Linked DNA regions of Mus musculus: regions 1, 2, 4 and 5 are each linked to region 3. A link is a loop called in an ENCODE intact Hi-C map of the cell type or tissue named here. Cell type or tissue: heart. All regions are shown on one strand.

Region 1 (4,000 bases), 100 kb before region 3:
CATTTCAACAGTAGTAGCTTTTAAACTGCAGTATTACTAGAGCAGTGTGCTTCAAAATGTGAATTAACTTGTTGAGATTGTGGCTGTAACATCTGTGTGAGTAGTGTGTATGGTATCCACTCCCCATTAGCAAGCTAATCCACTTTAGAAAACTGAAGCAGTGTGGATCGCAGCCCTGAGCAGTGACTCCCTCAGGTGTGAACCACTGTAATGTCTGCAGAGCAATAGCTCTGCCTTGTCAGGAAGTCTGGTAGCTGCTGAAACGCACAAAGCAAGTTAAAGTTTGCTACAAAGAACTCGACATCGTGTGTATTTGCCAGGTCTGGTCAAAGCAGAAAACAGACACTAAGAATCTCTGTGAGTCTCTGTTCTCTCTAGTAGATTGCTGTTTATATGTATGTAAGAGGTTTATCGCTTATGTGGCATACAGTATTTATAACTATATACTTTATAGAAGTACAGTATTAAAGTTGCTGGTATACATTCTGTACATATCTTGTGAGATGTGCTGTCATATGAAATAAATATGTCTTTATCACCAGCTGACTTCTTTACTCAAAAGGGAAGAGGTTTTTTTTTCTCTCTATGCATGTGTGCACTCCCACATTCGTGTGTGTGTGTGTGTGTGTGTGTGTGCACATAATACATGCAGGGAATAAGAGGTAGTTTATTCTGAAGCCAAATTTGAATGAATGACCATGACAGATTTGGGTTACCCCAAATTCCATGTTCACAAAGTTTTGTAGCTCTCTAAGACAAAGTCGTAAGTCATGGCAAGTTTAAAATACATTGGTGGAAATGCCAGAGAGGCATATACAGTAAGACGAAGTTTTTCTTTAGTTACCAGATGCTATTTGACGATATTCTTAACTTTTGGGTTAGTGAAAGCTACGTTTATAGATTTCAGAGCCTATATGCAAGTTATTTCTGACCCATAGGAGGGCAATGGACGTCTGTTCTAGGAGCTATAGCTAACAGAGACAAGGTAATCAGTCTGGACCCGCAGATTCACAGCCTCTCCACATCACTGCTGTTTTTATTACACAGCTTCTTTCCAGGAATTTCCATTGGCAAGTAAAAAATTTAATGTGCCATCACCACAAACAAACAAAAAACCCTCACCATTTAGCGAAACTATGAGTTTGAGATCATTTCAAAGCACAGGTTAATTTTCTTTGCTAATTTTCTTTACTCCTCTATTTGATTTTCTTCCATCCATTTGTTTTCTCTTTATAACACTAAAATGGGATCCTCAGCTGTGTCTGAGCGCCCTGGAAGAACAGCGCTGCGCCCGCTTGCCCTATCTGAGATTGTGGGGGACCGAGACTCCATGGGACGGGCGATAGACAGCTGTGGAACTAAATGAGCTCTGCACAGCAGCAGCGCTCCCCACTTTTTGACCGGAGACCCAAAGCAGAAGGCATTTCCGGAAGCGATCCGTGCCTGCGCGAAACCAGTCTGAGTTTGGCGGCGGCTATGCTCCCATAGTGCCCAGCGCTCGCTCTCATTCTTAATCCAGGAGTCGCCATGCTCCTCCAGCGGACATCTCCCGAGTCCCCGGACCGTCCGCACAGGCCTCTAGCTGTTAGTTTGGGTTTTGGTTGCCCGGGCAACAGCTACTTCCGGGAGCGGCGACTGTGCGGCCCGCACAACCTGTTCTTCAGCGCCTCCGGCCTTCCAGGCGCGAGTTCTAACTGGGCACGAGCTCAATGTTTGACTGTTGCCCCTGGCAACAGCCACTTCCGCGAGCGTGCGCCGTTTTCTTCATCCCTCCGGGCTGAAGCGTGAGCCGCGTTCCACGGTTCCTCCTCGGAGCAGCGGTTAATCTCAGGCTGGTGTGGGTCCGGCCGACCCGGCTCGGGCCTCGTGGTCCCTGCCCCGCAGCCTTGCCACCTCGGCGGCGCCTCTGGCGCAGCCATGGTTGTGCTGCACGTGAAGAGAGGCGACGAGAGCCAGTTCTTACTGCAGGCGCCCGGGAGCACGGAGCTGGAAGAGCTCACGGCGCAGGTGGCCCGCGTCTACAACGGGCGGCTGAAGGTGCACCGGCTCTGCTCAGGTGCGGAAAGGGAGGCCGGCGGCTTCGGGGTCAGGGGGCAGCGCCCGGGGTCGCGAGGATTTGGGGAGATTTGCCGTAGCCCGGGGTGGGAAAGGAGCATCAGGGTTGACCGGGGATGAAAGACCAACGGCTGGAGGAAACCCAGGCTCGCCAGCCAACCGCCGACTCGGAGGAGAGCAGCCGGGATGCCAAGTGAGGCTGAGCTAAGCCGGGATTTGGGCTTCCGGGAAGTGCGAACGTACTGGGTCGAAAGGTGGCGGGACGGAGCTGAGGGATCGGGGACGGTGGGAGTTGTCAAGGGTGAGGGTGGAGTGAGTGGTGGCTGCAGGGAAGGGGGACAGTTTGAGACGCTAAAAGCCCTGGCCCTTGAGTCTCTTCGCTTTGAAGCCGCCCATGAAAGTTCTCACCGGGAGAGCCTTGGTGTTGTTTTCTGTCTCCTAGGAAACACATGATTTTTACATTATAGAGAACGCCTTAAGACCCGTTTTATATATATAATCAAACTTAACTGCTTTCAAAGAAGGCTCAATATTAAATGACATATTAAAAGTAAAACATTTAGGGGGTGGGGGGAACCTCCGGGTCTTTAACATCATAAACCGAAAGTGTGGGGCAGCATGTAAGAACTGCATGGGTGAGCCAGGCGGTGGTGGCGCACGCCTTTAATCCCAGCACTTGGGAGGCAGAGAGAGGCGGATTTCTGAGTTCGAGGCCAGCCTGGTCTACAAAGTGAGTTCCAGGACAGCCAGGGCTATACAGAGAAACCCTGTCTCAAAAAAAAAAAAAAAAAAAAAAAAAAAACAAGAATTGCATGGGTGAATCTACACAGAGGTAGGCACTGAAGCAAATACCATGGAGGATCACTGCCCCTGGCCTGCGCCTCACGACTTGCTCAGCCTGCTTTCTCATACCACCCAGGACCACTTGCCTAGGGGTGATACCACCCGGAGAGTGCTACCCCCCCCCCCCTTACTGTCATTGAGAAAATGCCTTACCTACAGACTTGCCTACAAACAGTCTGAAATAGACATTTTCTCAGTTGAGGTTCCTTCTTCCTAGATACGTCTATGTTCATGCCAGGTCAACAAAAGCCAAGCAGAACCAATTGCTTCCTTGTCAACACCAATCGACATATCACCATGAAACCATAACCCTCTCCTTTTTGTTTATCCCCAAGACCTTATTAATATGGATATCTCAATATAAAACAAATTCCAACTTTCAGAAGTTCCACAGGCTTTTAAATTTTTTCACTTTAAAAATGCAGTCTCTTTCAAAGTTCAAACCTCTCTGTAATATCCATTACCGGGCACCTGTAAAAAGACCTAATCTCACTCCAAGAGGGAAGACCATGAGCGCACTCGCACTGGAAGGAGAACTGAAGTGCAGCCCTGTGAAGCTCGCTGTCAGAGGTGCGGGACTCAGGGTCTTCTCCGCTCCCTCTGCTCTGCAGGGCCCACAGAACACATCTCACAGGCTGAGGCTGGCTCCACTCCGTAGCTGCTGCTGTCCTTGGTGGTCATCCCATGGTGTTGGCATTTCCAAACTGCCGGAACCGCAGGCTTCCCCTTACCAATGGCACCGATTGCCTCTTGGCCTCTCTTTGGGCTCTCTCACCCTGCATCATGATGCCAGGCCTCAGCCTCTCTCCATGATCCTTTCAATCCTGGGGTTTCCCTGAAACTGAAGTTTGACCTGGCCTCTTCCTATGCCCAGCCTCTACTGTTCTCCATGACTCTTCATGCCCTCACAATCAGTACCATCTGGAAGGTGCATACACTTGGCCAAGTTTGGCTGCAGGCATGAGCGGGCTTTGGCCCCCTCTAGACAACAGCTCTGTCCGTTGACCCTCAGGAAGCTTATCCCAGAAGGTTTTTGTCTTAACGATATTGTTATTTTCTTAGTCACAGCTGATCTCAGCCCTGGCAAGGGTTTCACACTGCA
Region 2 (4,000 bases), 180 kb before region 3:
TGGAAATAACTGTCACTGGAATCATGTATCTTATAAAGGTTCTCAGCTCAACGTATAGATTCTAGTGGTTTCTGGTGCACCTGGGTTTGTCATAATTCTCCATTCTACCATTTGTCTTCATGCCCCTACATGGGGACCTGATTCCCCTCTGCCTCCTTTGTAACAAACGGTACCTGTGATTTCGTCTCGGTCTCTTGTATAACCACAACAGTCTACCAGATATCCAAAACTTTTTTAGACTCGGGTCACCCAGTCATCTGTCGTTTGCTAGCGACAAGAATCAGGGTATGAGCATTCTGACAGCCTCACCATTGCTCAGTTCCAGTCAGCACAATTGGCTTCTTTGCAAAGCTTTAGACTGTGCCTATATATTTTGAGTTAGTCTACTATAGACACTGGTTTGCTAAAACGTGCAGCTACTTGGATATGTTGTAACAATAATAAATAGAAAAGGGACAATAAGGAATGTTCAAAGGTCACTAGTATGCTTTTCAAATCTTGGGTTTATTTTATAATTAAAAATGTATTTTGAAAGGACTTGGGAAAGCTAAGACCTACCACTGCTGCTTTAGCTTAATTTGAAGAAAGACATTATAACAGAAGCTTGGACCTCCGCTTTCTTAGTTCAGGATACCAAGAATAGGCAGAAGGCTGGCTTTAGAAAGCGCTTAGTGCCATGATTTCCACCTTGACAAAGAGTTTTTGGTGTAGTTTCACAGGGATTCTTGGTGTGAAAAGAATGATGGGGTAAGCAAGTTTGATTACAGCTCCACTTGGGGTAATTTCAGTTGTCATAAAAAGGTTCATCCCTAGGGCTGGGGATGCCCCCCAGCTTGTAGAATGCCTGCCTGGTACGCATGAAGCTTTGGGTTCAGTCTGTCACCACGTAAACCAGGTATGGTTGGCACACTAGCCTGGGCTCTGTGCTACTTTGTCTCAAAAAACAAAAGCTACCTCCAAAGTACTACAATTCAGTGGCCAGCTCTCCTGAACCCGTTTTTGTCGGTGCATGTCATATACAGTCATCACACTTAAGAAAAATCCCACTCTCAAACATCCCTGTTTTATTTAAAGGACTGTCCCCACCTGAAATGGACACTTCTTGGGAGGGAAAAATGGCTAACCACAATTCACAGCAAGCAATTGTTATTATAAGCTTGTGGTTACTGTAACCACAACAAAAAAGTAAAAGTTGTTCTTAGGAGACTAAGTGAAAAGATCTAAGAACTGAATCCAAGTGTGTATCTCCTTGGCTGGAGGTGGCTTCTCTTGTGTTTAGTTTGCTTTTAATATTTTAAAACTAGGGTGGATTTGTCTTCTCTAAAATAGAGAAGCGTTGAGTCACATGACAGCATGTTAGAGGAAATGTTTTTATGCAATACGTCATATTTAAATTGTGCTTTTGGGAAGAAAGTAAAAAGGGGAAGAGGCTAGGGGAAAGCAAAGGCAAATGGAACATGATTGCCGTGCTCCTTGGATTCTCAATTCCTCTCTAAAGCCCCAGGGACTACAATGTCCTCCCATTTTTGTCTCTGAAGTATAGGCAGAATAATTCTGCTGGACACAAGTTTTAGACATAATGTCTCGTTTAAAAAGATAGTTTGAAACAGTGTGATGCCCTTAGTTATAAAATTCCACGGCTGGCAAATCGACAGTGACAGCCATGTTTTGTTTGACTGCCTGGAGTTTCTGGTTGCTGGCTTCCCCCACTCTCCACTGCATTCGGTTGAGCACTCTTCCATCGCCCCTGGAGCTCGGAGAACACACTGAAACAGCCAGGGAACAGCCTCCTGCTGCCTCCCTGACGACAGACACCATGGACAGCTCTTCGAGCGCCACCCAGCCGGCGCGGGGTGCACACCGTCCCCCGCCTCGCACTCGCCCATCGCCCATCAGGTCTGCGGAGGCGGCAGGGGGTGGTCCTGATGCCCGACTCGAGCACGAATCAACACGGGCTCCCCCAGCTCTTTCCTGAAGTCCCTCCCTGTCGCCCGCGGGGAGGGCAGAGCTACAGGGCTCCACGCGAGGAGGACGGACCCTCCCTCTGCCGGCTCCCCTGGCCGTGCCACCTTCCCACTCCCGGGGCGACGGAGGCTCGCTTCACGGACCCAGGACGCGGCGGCCGCAGGAACCCGGTGACCAGTAAGCGCCCTGCTCGGCAGCACGGTCCCGCGTGGGCGGAAACGGCTCCGCCCTTTCACCCTAAGGGGCGGGCCTTCCGCCTGGGCAGCGGCGCAATGCGGAAGAGCTGGACCTGCTGGAGCGGAAGTGACGCTTCGGGCGGCTGTAGCGGCGGAGGCTGCGGGAGAAGGAGGAGGAGGAGCCGGAGGAAGAGGTGAGGCAGCGGGCGGGAGGGCGGGGGGCGGGGAGCGGCCCGGGCTCTACCCAGGGGCAGCCGGCCGGCCGGGTGGACGCTTCCTGAGCGGTGGCGGCCGTCGCAGCCGGGTCGCAAGCGGTGAGAGGCGGCCGAGGGCCGAGGGCGGCGGGTTGTGTGGAGACCCCGGGGCTGCGGGTGGCTTGCCGTGACAGCGGCTGTCACCCAGCGGGCGGGAAAGGACCCCGTCGGCACAGGCTCCCGGGTATCTCTGGCGGTGCGTAATGGAGGCGCTGAAGCGCCCGGTGCCTCAGTTCCCCCCGGCTCCCCGGGATCTCGTTGAGTGGCGGTGGGATCCATTCGTCACGGTGAGCTTCGTGACTGGGCAGGAGGCGGCAGTCACCTGTGTGGCTTTCCCTGCCCTTCGCCGCCGCCCTGGAGAGTCCGCGGTGTGATAATCCCGTCCCTCTCCGGCCCCCTCAGGAGCTTTGAATCAGCCTGATTAACCTTCCCTCCCATCCCCTTGCCCATTCCGCCTAGGGATCGGCTTGAAGTTTCCCCATCAGTTCCCTTCCCGTAGTGACAGATCGTGAAGCAGGAAGCCGATAAACAACCCCAACTGAAAATACGCTACAGATTTTCCCTTTGGGGAAACATAAATTAAATGGGAAATCCACCTTATCCAAATCAGGACCGACGGTGCTAAAAACCCCTGCCTTGTCCTGCCGTATCTTGAGAACTGGACGCGTTTCCTTTTGCCTTTTGGTTAAGAAAAAAAAAAAAAAAGGTGACGCCTTATCTTTTGGAATAAACCGTTCACCCCTGAGCTCTCTTTTTCTCTACCCCCAACCCCCATCAAACTTGTCAGTGAGGGACCTCAGGAGGACGCCTAGCAGTCCTTGCAGCAGAAGGAAACCTCAGGTGCATTGACTTGGTTTCCACAGGGCTGCCTCTGAAGAAAGGAGAATGGCGTTCAGCAAAGGATTTCGAATCTACCACAAATTGGATCCCCCACCGTTCAGCCTCATAGTGGAAACTAGGCATAAGGAAGAATGTCTCATGTTCGAGTCTGGGGCTGTGGCTGTGCTCTGTAAGTCACGTGTTTTCACCTGCCCGATTCTGATCTCTGTTTTGGTTGTAACTCGCGAGTTCAACAGTTTATAAAAAAAAGGTTCTTGAGAACCTTCTCCCTGAATTTGATCTTCTGAGCTTTAGCGTACGGGTTTGTGCTTTGGCTTAATTTGAATGAAGCCTTATTTTCTGTAAACTGAGATAGCTTAGGGTTTTTATTGGGGTGATGGTGGTGCAGGGCGGTGCAGATTTTGCTGCTGGGAGTTTGTTTTCCATCTGTTCTGCTTCTAGAAGTTTATCTTTTTGTAAAATGGTGTTGCAATTTTGTCTTTATCACATTAACCCAATAAGACAGCTTGCATCTCCTGTTATACCCAGAATTTTGTTAGTCAGATTTAATAGGAATGGTATGATCTGTGCATCATACATCAAACCCTTATTTGTTTATTTATTTATTCAGGTGTCCCTTGTGCTCATGTGTGGTATTGGTGGGTCAGATTCAGGGCTTCAGTCACTCTAGGCAAGTGCTGACCATCCGCTTCTCCAGCCTAAGCTTTTATATCTTTAATAAGAATTGCAGACAGCTCCTAAAATATTTCATGTGACATATGTGCT
Region 3 (4,000 bases):
CCATCCCCACAACTAACTGCCACCTGCAGCCTTGCCTCACACCTTGCTAAGGTATTTTGCTCAGAGGTCAGGTAGGAATTCGCCAAAGAGCACATTGATCTTTGACTTGGCAGGAGAAAGTCGTGTGTGTGTGTGTGTGTGTGTGTGTGTGTGTGTGTGTGTGTGTGTTGGGGGGGGGGTGCTGCCACCTTTTGTTGGAGAGTCATGCCTCTGAGTCCAGTCTCTGTTCTGTCAGCTTCTATCAGTCTCCGGGCATCTCCACCAGACCTCCAGTCTTCCCAGGCTCCCCCCCTCGAGGCTGGCTTGGACTTTCTGTCCAACGTGCCCTGGACAAGTCTCCTTACATGGGTACCCTGGAGTCTGGTTGGGACGCACCCTTATCGTGTGAGTGGCCAGCCAAGTGCAACCCTTCGTCCAGACCACGGCAATCTTCCAGAGTTGGGCGTGGTACCGGGCTCAGCTTAGGGGTCCGGGCTCAGCTTAGGGGTCCGGGCTCAGCTTAGGGGTCCGGGCTCAGCTTAGGGGTCCGGGCTCAGCTTAGGGGTCCTCTGGTGAACATGCAAAGGTCAGGGCTGCGTCGCCGATGCCCAGGAAACTAACAAAAGTCAAGAGAGCCTAGAGAAACTCGAAATAAGCCCGGCCTTAATAAGGGCTGACTTCCCTGCTACCACCACCTAGATGCCAAGGGCTCCCACGAGGCAAGATAACTAGTTAGGGAGAACACTTCAACTTTAATCCAACCAGGTAGTGCCCCATGCAGAGGCCACTCACCTGGGCAACAGCTAGGGGAACGCGGGCTCGAGGCAAGCAAGAGCGCTCTTACCAGAGAAATCGGTGAGCGCGGAGGTCTCTTTGGAGCACACTAGGACCGTGCAGTAGAACAGGCGCAGAAGCTGCCCCGGAGGCTCTACCTGCCTGCGGAGGCCCTGATTCTGCGCCGATTGGGGCGCGGGTGGTGGACGCGGGTGTCCTGGCAGGAGCATGATGCGCGGCGCGGCTGGGCGCGGGCGCTGGCGCTGGGATCGCAGGCAAGGAGGACCGCGTCACATGGCGGGGCGAGTCTGTAGCCACCAGCTCCCGGCCCCCTGCCGCCTCCTTGTCCAGGCTGCTGGAGCTTCTTAGGCGGTCGCCGCCGGGTCCGGGATCCCCAGCCAAGGGGAGGGGGCGGAGACCCGGGGCGGGGCGAGGATCCCAGGGAGGCCGAGGCGTAGTTTCTTCAGAAGAAATCTTCCTGGCTCCATGAACCTAGGGAGCCAGCCTAGGGAGTTTAGGGGGTGTCACCTCGTGCTCCGGAGCTTGGCCGAGGCCGATCGGGGGCGCCGAGCCCAAAGCGGAGAGCGTCTCCAGCAGCGACCCGATGCTGCGCAGCTTGAGCGCTTTCCACGCCGGTGTCTCTAGGCGGGGTGATGGTCAAGAGCTGCTGGCTCAGCTTGCGCTGGCTCGGCGCCAACCTCACCCAGGCCGGTGGAGCAGCGCGGCTGGTGCCCGTCCGTGACGCACTTTAGAACCAAGGCAGCAGCGTACAGCCCTGGCTAGAGGGGAGCGGAGATCGTGGGAAGGGGGGTGGGAGGTGAGGTCCCGGAGATAGAGACATTACCGTCTCTGCCACCTTCAGCGCTTGTTGTTCAGCCACCAAGCACGCAGTACGTCTGATCGCACTGAATGGGAGACTGGGTCCTCAACTTTCTGCCCACCATAGAAATCTGCCTAGGCTCTAGCAGTCCGGACCTGAGGGAGCTGGTAGTCTCAAACCAGTCACGAGGCTCCGAGCCAGGTTCCTTTTGCTCGGATGGAGCTTCCTGTGGGTGCTAGTTGACAGCAGCCCTCGGGGATCTGAAACTGGGCTGGAATAAACAGCGGCTGAGCGCTTATAATTGAGCTTTGTTTTAAAATGGGCCACGGCATCTATATGACCCTGTTGACTACGTGCGGTGTCTACGCATTTGGACACCCGTAGACCAATAGATCGGTGATGACACCAGGGACGATGAGCGGGAGTCCAGAGCTGCGGGGCCAGGTGCTAGGCACTCGAGAGACCCCAGACCTAAGAACAGCGCAGGCGTCCAGGCCCCGCGGCGCCGGTGGGAAGGAGGAGGGCCCGGCGGGCGGGCGGGCGCTCGGCACAAAGTGTTCCCCATCCACCGCCGGGAGGGCTTGCCAAGTTCACCCAGCGCGCCTGACGCGGAAACGTAGATAATGAGGCCCAAGGGCGGGTCTAGGCTTCCAGCCCCGCCCTGCTCTGGGAGCAGAGCTCAGAGTGCGGAGGCCAGGCCAGCAGAACAAGAGGACACTCTGCCTCCCTGTGGCACTGTCTCAGAGCTGGACCACTAGATTCTAGGAGGATGACAGCCACACATCCTTCGGGGGGCTAGGTCGCCCAAATTGAGATCCTGAGGGTGGGAAGAAAATGCTAAATACTGGTGTTTGTATGGAGAGACCCAGTTTGCATAGCCTTGGGCTGGAGAGATGGCTCAGCGGTTAATAGAACTTGCTGCTTTTCCAGAGGACACTAGTTCAGATTCCAGCACCCAGCGCTGGCAGCTTGCAACCACCCTGAATCTCTCTCAGGGGACCCACGAACTCGAACTCTACTCTGCCCCCCCCCCCACACACACACAATCTTTTTTAAAAACACAGCCTCAATAATCATGGGATATAAGTTTAATATGAACGTCTTATGTTGGGTAAACTAAGGCTGGAAGAGTAGGTAAGGTTGCTCAATTCACAAAGACCACTGGAGAAAGAGTGTGCAGACCTCGGGTCCCTCCTATTCGTCTATCTTATCCCCTCATCTAGATCTAGATTGGCTACCAGTGTGTGTCAGGTTCTTTGGCAGGGCATGAAGATGCGGGCCCAGTAAGGGAACCGTGCTCCCTGAGGGATGGGGGCAGGCAGCATTGTGCTGTTGGGGCTGTAGAAGCTTCCAGATGTCTCTGACACTGTGAGTGCATCTCCATGCGTCCATATTGTCAGGCTGTGACCAGGTGATGCAGGAGATGTGTGTGAAACAGCCTGAGACACACAGAAGGTATTCGGTCCACGGGAGTCATCACTATACCAGGGAAGACAAGACCTTGGACCAACCACACCAAGTGAATGAATCCTCACAAAAGACAAGGAGCTTAAAGAGCACAGGAGAGTGAGAGGCAGGCTGGGGGCGGGGAGTGTAGACATTAGGGAAATGTTTATCATTAGACAGATGGAAAAGACAGGAAGAGTTGACTACAACATTCGAGCCAACAAGACCAGTGATCTGGAGGTGTGTGATCTTGGAAAGAGAAACCTGAGCTGAAGAGATGCTCAGTGGTTAAGAGCATTGACTGTTTTTGCAGTGGACCTGAGTTCAGTTCCCAGCACCCACATCTGGCAGCTCACAACTGCTTATAACTGCAGGGAATTGGATATCTCTCTGTTTCCTCACTCACATGCATACACATACATGTACACATTAATAATAATAATAATAATAACAATAATAATAATAATGAAAAAGGAAGAAAGAGGGACCTGAAGGTTAAACTCTGAGAGGAGCATGCTTCCACAGAAGAATGGGAAGTCTAAGGTGTCTGGAGCAGAGAAGTCGGCACAAAAGATGGAAGTCTCCTGCCTCAGAGACTCTGACAGGCCCCAACTCAGGTTCTGAAGGCTTAGCTAAGCAAGTGCATGTCTATCTGATGGGAATGTATGTGGGGTACACGTGTGGGCATGCACATGGAGGCCAGAGGACAACTTGGTGGGGGGGGGGAGGGTCATTCCCCAGGTACCGTCCACTTGTTTTTCTTTTTGAAACAGGGTCTCTCACTGCCCTGGAACTTTCGGAGAAGGCTAGGCTTGCTGGCCAGTAAGCCCCGAGACCTACATGTCTTTATCTGTAATCCCTCTGTTTGGGGATTACAAGCTATCTACCTTGCCCTGGTTTTTATTGCATGCACTCTGGGGACCAAACTCACTCATTCATGCTATGGGCTGAATCATCTTTTCAGACTTTAATGAGCACCTC
Region 4 (4,000 bases), 95 kb before region 3:
CCGCCAAGGAGCTGAGAAGAACAAAGAAGCTTTCTGACTATGTGGGGAAAAATGAGAAAACCAAAATCATCGTCAAGATCCAGCAGGTGAGCACCTCTGCTTCCCATGTCAGTACTGTGGGTCCCTCTGACCCCGCGTGGACCTTACCCTGTGTCCTCTGACCCCGCGTGGACCTTACCCTGTGTCCTCTGACCCCGCGTGGACCTTACCCTGTGTCCTCTGACCCCGCATGGACCTTACCCTGTGTCCTCTGACCCCGTGTGGACTTTAGCCCAGTTTAAAGTAGAAATTTCCTTTCTATGTTGTTTCGACCTGAAAAGCAGGTCTACACACAGAAATGTCCTCATACTGACAATGCAGCCCACCGGGGTTATAGGGCTTTTCAGGCTGCTGCTGTTGTGTGCAGAAAAGGGTGGGAGGCAAGGGGAGCCATTCACCCAAGGTGTCTAGGGCACACTCCTGAACCATTACTGCGTACTTTGGGGAACAAGGCTTGGAGATTTCTGTTTCCTAAGTTATGACTCTGAGTATCACCCTGTCTGTGCTGGACCATGATATAGATGGTGTCCACTACAAATCCAGGGCGCCAGCCATATCCATGCCCATGCCCGACCCCACAGTGGCTTAGCAGCCCATCATCTTAGCTGTTAGCAGAGACAGCTATAGAATAAACCTGTTACTCTCTGATGTCCCTGCAAAGAGAATGTCTTGGCGCCCTGTTGACTCTGCCCTTGCCTTTGCAGAGAGGGCAGGGTGCCCCAGCCCGGGAGCCTGTCATCAGCAGTGAAGAACACAAGCAGCTGATGCTGTTCTACCACAGAAGACAGGAGGAGCTCAAGGTAGCCATTGGGTGGCAGGGGCAGTGGAGCTGGGCACACCGTGCATCCCGTGCCTCCCCCACGGGCCGGGCCCTCTACCATCCATCCACACAGTGCTGGGGAAGGCCTTCCAGCTCTCCAAGGCTGTCTCCAGTGTTAGACCGTGGGGGTCCCACTACTGGCAGGGGCGTGCTGGGGTGGCAGGAAGTGACCCGGGTCCTTCCCTCAGTCTATATGAACTACCTCTGAAGTGTTGTCCTGAGTAAGGCGCGTTTATTTCCAGAAACTGGAAGAGAATGACGATGACTCCTGTCTGAACTCCCCGTGGGCTGACAACACGGCTTTGAAAAGACATTTTCATGGCGTAAAAGACATAAAGTGGCGGCCCAGGTGAAGCCAACACTTGACTGTCAGAACCTCAACCCACCAAATTCCTACCTTCCTGGTTTTCCTTTAGTTTGAATTTTTGAAATAAGTCATTCACAGTTTTAGAACTTAATAAATACACATTCAAAAGAGAATGTTTTAGGACAGCTGTGTCACATCTAAGGACTTAACTTGTTGGTGTCATGAGAGCCATGTCTTTCCTGTCCCTTACCTTGTGTGTGCCTGTGTTGGAGTGGATCTGAGTTTCCTCTGTAGCAAGATAGCCAGCTGGTCCGTAGCTGATGTGGAACTCAGCCGTCATGGCCACTAGAGGCCGCTGGCTGCAGTCTTGTCATTCTCCATGTGGATGGGTTGAATTCTGAGTTGGCTTTAGGTTAAGACACTAGGGCAATGGTTCTCAGCCCAGGGTTGACCCACCCTTTCACGGGTGTTGCATACCAAATGTCCTGCATGTCAGACATTTACATTACGATTCATGACAGAAAAATGACAGTTATGAGGTAGCAATGAAATAATGTTATGGTTGGGGTCACCAGAACATGAGGAGCTGTGTTAAAGGGTCACAGCATCAGGAAGGGTGGGAACCCTGCACTCGGTGGACCCACTGTCATATCTGACTGTGCTAGCCCTCAAGGGTAAGCTTGGCTCCGGGCTACCCCCTGGCCTTATCTGCCAGGAGAAGCCACCCGTGGTTCAGGTTGGTAGCCAACTAGGCTAACCTGGCACCTTGACCCTTCTTCAGTTAACCATTCAAGTCTCCTTCACTAAACAGGCTGGGAAAAGGCGTTGTGACGCTGGCACAGAGTGGCTGTGCTTGGGGATGGCCACACCAACTGCAGGCTCAGCTGCCTGCTGTCCCTGGGTTGTGCTGTACACCATCAGGCTAATGACAACAGGTTTGTGCGCCTGTGACCACCTGCAGGACATACTGGGGCACTGGGCCTTTTTAAAGTCACTATTCCCCCTAAGCCACTGTAACCCCCAACACCTAGCGCTGCCATCAAATGAGGCACACCCAGGCTGCTCCCTGCAGCTACAAGTGTCCTAGAGACACACTTACCCTTGACCTTGGCCTCCAGGATGCTGGCTCAGTTAAGAGGAAATTCTTCTTGCGCCCTGTAAGGGAACGGAAGCATAGTACTGTTCCCTGCGCTGGACTTCCTGTCCCACGCTCCTCCCACTCACTGCCCCTCCCACCTACGCACCCCAGGCCAGCCACCACAGCCTTGAAAGGAGCAGTAGGAGCGAGGGGAGCTGGCCCTGGACAGGTCCTGCCTGATGCAAGGCAGCCTTTCCCCGAGCCAGCACCCCACATCTGGGATGAGAGCAAGCCACTTGTTCTGCCTGGCTTCATCCTCAGAAGTAAAGCTAGCTAGATGTCCCTGTTTCCACTTGGAGGAAGACTTGGGCATCCAGGAAAAGCTGTGAGGCTGAGCCCCGCACCTTGAGATTCTCCCAGAAACTTTGGCCTCCCAAGCTACTTCACCAGAGGGGGCCCCAAAAGGCCACTTCTCAAAGCCAGATGTAGCTAGCCACTTTGTGGTCCTGCTATTTCAATTGATCAAATTTTGTAAAATCCAGATTTGCATCTATTCCCCCTTCCTTTGATTATAATTTTTAAGTTTTTCCTTGGATTGTTTTGGCCTTGAATGACGTTTGTTCTTAAAGCCTCGAGTTGTATCTGGGGAACCTGCCTCTGCCCATTTGTGTGTAGACGATTCATGCTCAGAACTACACGGGAGAGTGAGTCAAGGCATGTGATCTCAGCAGAACTTTTAGAAACTATGTTGATTAGAAACTGGCATCGATGCTACCAGACATGGGTGCTGCCCGTGGCCTCACAGTGACACTTGCTTCATGTAAGGGACAGGACTCACCATCCCAAGCCTCGCTTCTCATTCTGAGGAAAGAAACAGCAACGCACAACCTTCTCGTCCTCTGCTTCAGACCCCACTGAGAGCCAAATGTTCGGGGGGGGGTCCCCCTCCATAATAATCCATAAAGAAGGGTCCCCTGGCAGATGGCCACACTGTTACCCACCTAGTGTCTCAGCTGGGTTACATGGCTGCTGAATCTCTGAGAGACTCTCGGCAGACCTCACCTTGACCGTGCAGACTGAAAATGAAGCCTTGTGTTTCTTTTCTTTTTGACCTGGTACATCTTTGGGTTCTGAAGTAGCCAATGTCTGTACCAGCCAGCTGTGGCTCTGTCTTTTGACACAATTTGAATATTTCTCTATGATCAAGAATGCTAGTAATAAATTTTGATGCCACTTAAACTCCTTTAAGCCATCCAGCTGCCAGTGTCTAGCCAGACTCCTGTCACAGGACCACCTTGTCCCTTGGCCACTCTGCTGCAGCGAATGTCCGTCCAGCTAACAGCTATCTGCCACTTGCTCAGAGTACTGTAACATTGCATCTCGGCCTTTTGACTCCTTCCTTATCCAGAACCTAGCAGAACCTACCAGTCTCATCCTTTCAGAGAGGGTGAGACGAGATTCCAGGGCCCCTCGCCATGTCGGGGAGGATTATTCTCAGTACTCATGACTCATAGCTCAGTCACCTGGGACTCCAATTCCAGGGAGGTCTGACCCTGACACCTCTGATCTCCATGGCACCTGCACATATGCAACACACGCACACACACACAGAGGGAGGGAGGGAAAGAGAGAGAGAGAATTTAAAATTGTTAAAGTATTTGAAATGGTTTCTTCCTTTCTTCTAATTTAGAATACATATGTAAAGGCAGAAACTCCAGCAGTCACCTTAGGCTCAGAGCTGACCTAGCTGACAAAC
Region 5 (4,000 bases), 56 kb before region 3:
CTGGAGAAATAGCTCAACAACTAAGAGTCTCTGTGCTCTTCCAGAGGACCTAAGTTTGGTTGATCACACTGAGATCTTGACACCCTCTTCTGGTCTTCTTGGGTATTGCACACACATGGCACCACACACACACACACACACACACACACACACATACACAAATTTTTAAAAATTGAAGTTGTTTCTTCTAAGCCACAATTCACATGCATACACAAAAGACTAAAACCAGACCCCTTTCCTCTAACTTCCCCTCTCTCAGTACTAAAGTCCTTGATTTTCCAGAGACCATGAATGGATGTGACTCTCCAGAGAGCACAGAGAAATGTGATTCTTGCAGAAGTTGCCTATACAAGGAAGACTGTGCCTGTATGAGCTTAAAATTTTAATCAGAGGTTTTAAATATACTAGTCTCATTATTTCTTTTACAAGTTATACAAGAGTTCATATTTTAAAATAATAACAAAACAACACTGGAGAGGAAAATCCCCAGCAAATACAACTGGTCAGGAAGGAGACCTTCCCCGCCAGTTCATCTTTAAGAGCATCTTTCTGAGCTCTTAAAGGCATAGGCTCACAATCCCAGCACCCTGGAGGTGGAGCTGGAGAGCCAGATCAGCAGTTATGAGCACTGGCTGCTTTTGCAGGGGAGCTGGTTGTGTTCCCAGCATCCACACAGTGGCTCACAACTATCTGTAAATCCAGTTCCAGGGATCTAATGCCTTCTTCTGATCTTCACAGGTACCAAGCAAACATGTCTATATACACAAGCAAAGCTCTGGTGCACATAAACTAAAATAGATAAATATAAAAAGATTAAAGTACTCTCTTTTGCCACTTTTCTCTGTGTAAATATTTGTCTCCCTCAATGGGGCTACGCATATGTAACTTTGCATGTGGCTTGTCCCCTTTATTAACATGTTTGGAAATATGCAAATAAGCTTTATTTAATTTCAGGCTTTTACTTTGAATTATGTGGATGTGTGAAGGTCAGCGTGTAGGTATGTGCGTGTAAACGCTGGTGCCTGTGGCGGCCAGGGGGAGTTGGGCTGGTCCTGGGGCTTGAGTCCTTACACGCTCAAACCACTGGCCACTCTCTCTAACCTCATCAGCTTTGCTTTTAAAGGCTGCCCTGATTTTCATCCACTTGTAACACCCAGGGGAAACATCTGGGGTTTTTCCCATTTTTTAACACAGTAAGCAATGTCACATGGAACCTGCTTAGAGCTAAATATTTGTAGGCGGATACGGGACTTTCCATGGGAATTCGTGCTCATCGATTGCCCTGTCAAAGATCTAAAGCATGAATGCTGTGACACATTGACAGGCTATTATTTAGGGAGACAGGACCATTGTATACTGCTGATGGAAATGAATATTCTAGAAAGTGTATGTTCTCTTAGCGATGAAGACATGGATGCCTGACCATCTGTGGGAAAAAAAAAACTAGAGTTTTCTTCGGCCAGGGTTGCATGTTGCCTTGGCTGGCATAAAACTCAATGTGCAGCTAAGGATGGCCTTGAACTTCTGCCCCAAATGCCTCCATCTCTCCAGGTCCTGTTATTATAGACATGCACCAACATGCCCAGTTTATGCAATGCTGGAATCAAAGCCAGAGCCTGGTGCGTGCTGGGCAAGCTCCCCTCCCTGAGCGCCATCCGTCGTCCATCCTGGATATAGTCTTTAAGACTGATAGAAGAAAGAAAACAACCCCCCAGATCTAAGCTGTGAGGACCACTGCTGATAGACTCTCAACAGTGCTTAGGCCACAGAACTTATCTTTCCCCCAAAGACTTTATCTCATCTCCAGAGACTTTATCCTAGCCGTGACCTCAGGAAGTGGCCAAGGTAATTCAGGTCTGACTCAGGGCTGGCTGGCTGTGCCCTGCTTGATGCTGAGCTCCGAACCATTCCCAGGATTTTGTCGTTTCTTTAAAGGTGGTTATTTCCCGCCCACATGGGTTTTGCTTCTGTTGCTGCCAGGCTCCCTCCTCCCCAATACATGTGATAACAAGATATTCCACCACTTGAATTCTTACTTTTTTGGCAATTGTTTAACACTAGGTCTGAAGTTAATCACTCTTGCAAGCCTGTGTTTATTTAGATAATTGGGCTGGCTGCTCTTAAGTGGCCCTGTCTTGGCAATGGAGAGTTCCTGGCACCTTGATCTTGGCTAAAAAGCCCAGGCCTGCCCACACTTGGCCTTGGGACAGCCTTAGCCCAGCCTTTGAGGTCCATTGTGTGGTTTTTCATTCTCTTATTAAGGAAGTAGTAGAATGCCTGGAGCCCACCCAGAAAATGTGACCATAGCAGGAAATGACACACCGAGGCGGAGGCACACCCTGGTGCCCGTTCTTTGGGAAGGCTCCCCCACCCCCAGCCCAGCTCAAGTTAAAGGGCTGCTTTGGCTGGCGCTCAGAGGGCCAGCGATGGCTCATTGAACTCACCCCTGTCTTTCCTTTTCCCTTCTCCCAGATGAATTTTAGTGGTAACAGGCCTGGCTCACTCCAAGATCTTTCAGAAATGCCTCTGGCTGGGCCACCCTCAACACAGAGAACTCAGACCTCATTCTGTCCAACCCCACAGAACTGGTAAGATGTCACTTTCCATTGTCACTTATTAGCTGCAACTTCCTTCTTTAATATTCATTTGCTAGGGTAGCAGCAGTGCACCCCTCCCCCCAGGCGCACACCCAGAAGCCTGCTTCTTGACAGTTGTGGAAGTTGGAAGTCCACGACTGAGGTGCCATCAGGGCTGGCTCCATGGAGCCTCTGGCTGGCTTGTCTGTGTTCATGTGGCTGTCACACTGCACATGCTGGGCTCTTGGCTTCCTCTTGTTATAAAGGCACAAATCAGATTGTTCAGGACCTGATTAAAATACCCCACATCAACTTAACCTTCCCTTTAAAGGTCCTCTCCGTAAATATAGGCACATCTCAGGTACTGGCAGGAGGGACTTCAGAGTGAGTCTCCCAAATAGTCCTCAAGTTTGCAGCCAGAGTACTCTCTAGGAATTTATGTCCATGAACGCCCTCTTCCCACATGCACCAAGCCTGGTCTACACAGTATGGCAGAAGAGAGGTGGTTGGCTTCTTATTCATAGACACCCATTCCCAGAAGAAGCCAGCTACCCCTTCACGAAAGCACCCTGGGCCTGTGACCAACAACCAGTGCCAACCTCTCCCCCATCGGTGCCAACTTCCCCCTATCGGTTGGCCACCTTGGGAGCACAGCCCTCCAACCAGAGACGTAACCTCGGGAGGCATCCCCGCACCAAAAGCAAGAAACTCTGCTCTCAGCTGCCCCTGAATTCCTGCCCCACAGAGGCTGCAAGATGATACGTGTCTTATCGAAGCCCATTAAGATGTGGAGCGTTTTATTACAGAGCAATAGGAAGTGAATACGCAGGTTGATTTTTAGGAATGTGTGGTTGAGGTAGTGGATTTGGGACTGAGCGGTGGGCAGGACTTAGAGAGATGTTGCAGAGAATTTTGGAGAAAATTTAAAGGGTTTGGTAAAAAAAAAAAAAAAAAAACCTCAGTATCCAGCGACCTCATACCCTCAAGTCAAGAGAGGCTCCAGTGTGGGCTGCCCCAGCTTAACCCTGGATGGATACAGTAAGCTATGTGTCCCCGCCTGACATGCCCCAGCCATTGATTTGGGCATCAAGCAATACCCGGTTACCCTTCTCTATGCTATGCCAAATGAATACAACTATCTGTGTGCATGAAACAGATAGAAGTGGGAAGTCCTATCCCATACAAACCCGGGCTATGCAACCAACTCTGACCACCTCGGCCCCTGCCTTTCCATGCTTGGACACCATCTTCTCTGTGGTCCCAGAACACAGTTGCAGGAGTGAGCACTCTCATGCCCTTGTACTCACTAAGAGAGTGTGTTCCATTGATTGCCAGGTACTGGGCATCCCTGGGGGGTGCGTATCACAGCACAATGGAATCAATGACTTTAAGTGTGGCACACACGCATACTGAAATCTACCATG

Evidence for each region. Peaks named below come from ENCODE experiments on the same cell type or tissue, not always from the same donor. Only the 100,000 strongest peaks of a DNase experiment are listed, where the experiment ranks them.
Region 1: it touches region 3 in a loop (3-fold over the local background); 24 of 42 quality-filtered maps call a loop at or near these places.
Region 2: it touches region 3 in a loop (2.6-fold over the local background); 2 of 42 quality-filtered maps call a loop at or near these places.
Region 4: a loop joins it to region 3, with 4 times the contacts of the local background. A loop is called at or near these places in 25 of 42 quality-filtered maps.
Region 5: a loop joins it to region 3, with 2.5 times the contacts of the local background. A loop is called at or near these places in 4 of 42 quality-filtered maps.

The regions. Positions count from the first base shown.
Region 1 is chr16:90,932,638-90,936,637 of GRCm38, reverse strand. Cfap298 (cilia and flagella associate protien 298) reads left to right here and starts at 1,789. Exons shown (of 7, transcript NM_026502.2): 1 at 1,789-2,056. The coding sequence starts at 1,918. It overlaps Synj1 (synaptojanin 1), which reads left to right. Exons shown (of 32, transcript NM_001164483.1): 32 at 1-541. In heart, no CTCF peak of the experiment used is centred here; DNase peaks (open chromatin) are centred at 1,557 and 2,237; H3K4me3 peaks cover 2,286 bases; H3K27ac peaks cover 1,571 bases.
Region 2 is chr16:91,009,428-91,013,427 of GRCm38, reverse strand. It overlaps Synj1 (synaptojanin 1), which reads left to right and starts at 2,120. Exons shown (of 32, transcript NM_001164483.1): 1 at 2,120-2,335; 2 at 3,259-3,404. The coding sequence starts at 2,238. 4930404I05Rik (RIKEN cDNA 4930404I05 gene) reads right to left here and starts at 2,179. Exons shown (of 3, transcript NR_028368.1): 1 at 2,109-2,179. In heart, no CTCF peak of the experiment used is centred here; a DNase peak (open chromatin) is centred at 2,167; H3K4me3 peaks cover 2,537 bases; H3K27ac peaks cover 1,432 bases.
Region 3 is chr16:90,828,256-90,832,255 of GRCm38, reverse strand. It overlaps Eva1c (eva-1 homolog C (C. elegans)), which reads right to left and starts at 1,397. Exons shown (of 8, transcript NM_001199210.2): 1 at 824-1,397. The coding sequence starts at 983. In heart, a CTCF peak has its summit at 2,302; DNase peaks (open chromatin) are centred at 385, 1,145, 1,445 and 2,185; H3K4me3 peaks cover 2,452 bases; H3K27ac peaks cover 1,910 bases; H3K27me3 peaks cover 1,105 bases.
Region 4 is chr16:90,923,184-90,927,183 of GRCm38, reverse strand. It overlaps Cfap298 (cilia and flagella associate protien 298), which reads left to right. Exons shown (of 7, transcript NM_026502.2): 5 at 1-86; 6 at 744-839; 7 at 1,102-1,373. The coding sequence ends at 1,212. Among named protein-coding and RNA genes, the nearest start is that of Cfap298, 9.7 kb to the left of the region's middle. In heart, a CTCF peak has its summit at 1,510 (motif pointing right); DNase peaks (open chromatin) are centred at 1,523, 2,013 and 2,373; H3K27ac peaks cover 357 bases; H3K27me3 peaks cover 696 bases.
Region 5 is chr16:90,884,229-90,888,228 of GRCm38, reverse strand. All of the region lies in intron 4 of Eva1c (eva-1 homolog C (C. elegans)), which reads right to left. Among named protein-coding and RNA genes, the nearest start is that of Gm36363, 35 kb to the right of the region's middle. In heart, no CTCF peak of the experiment used is centred here; a DNase peak (open chromatin) is centred at 2,298; H3K27ac peaks cover 903 bases.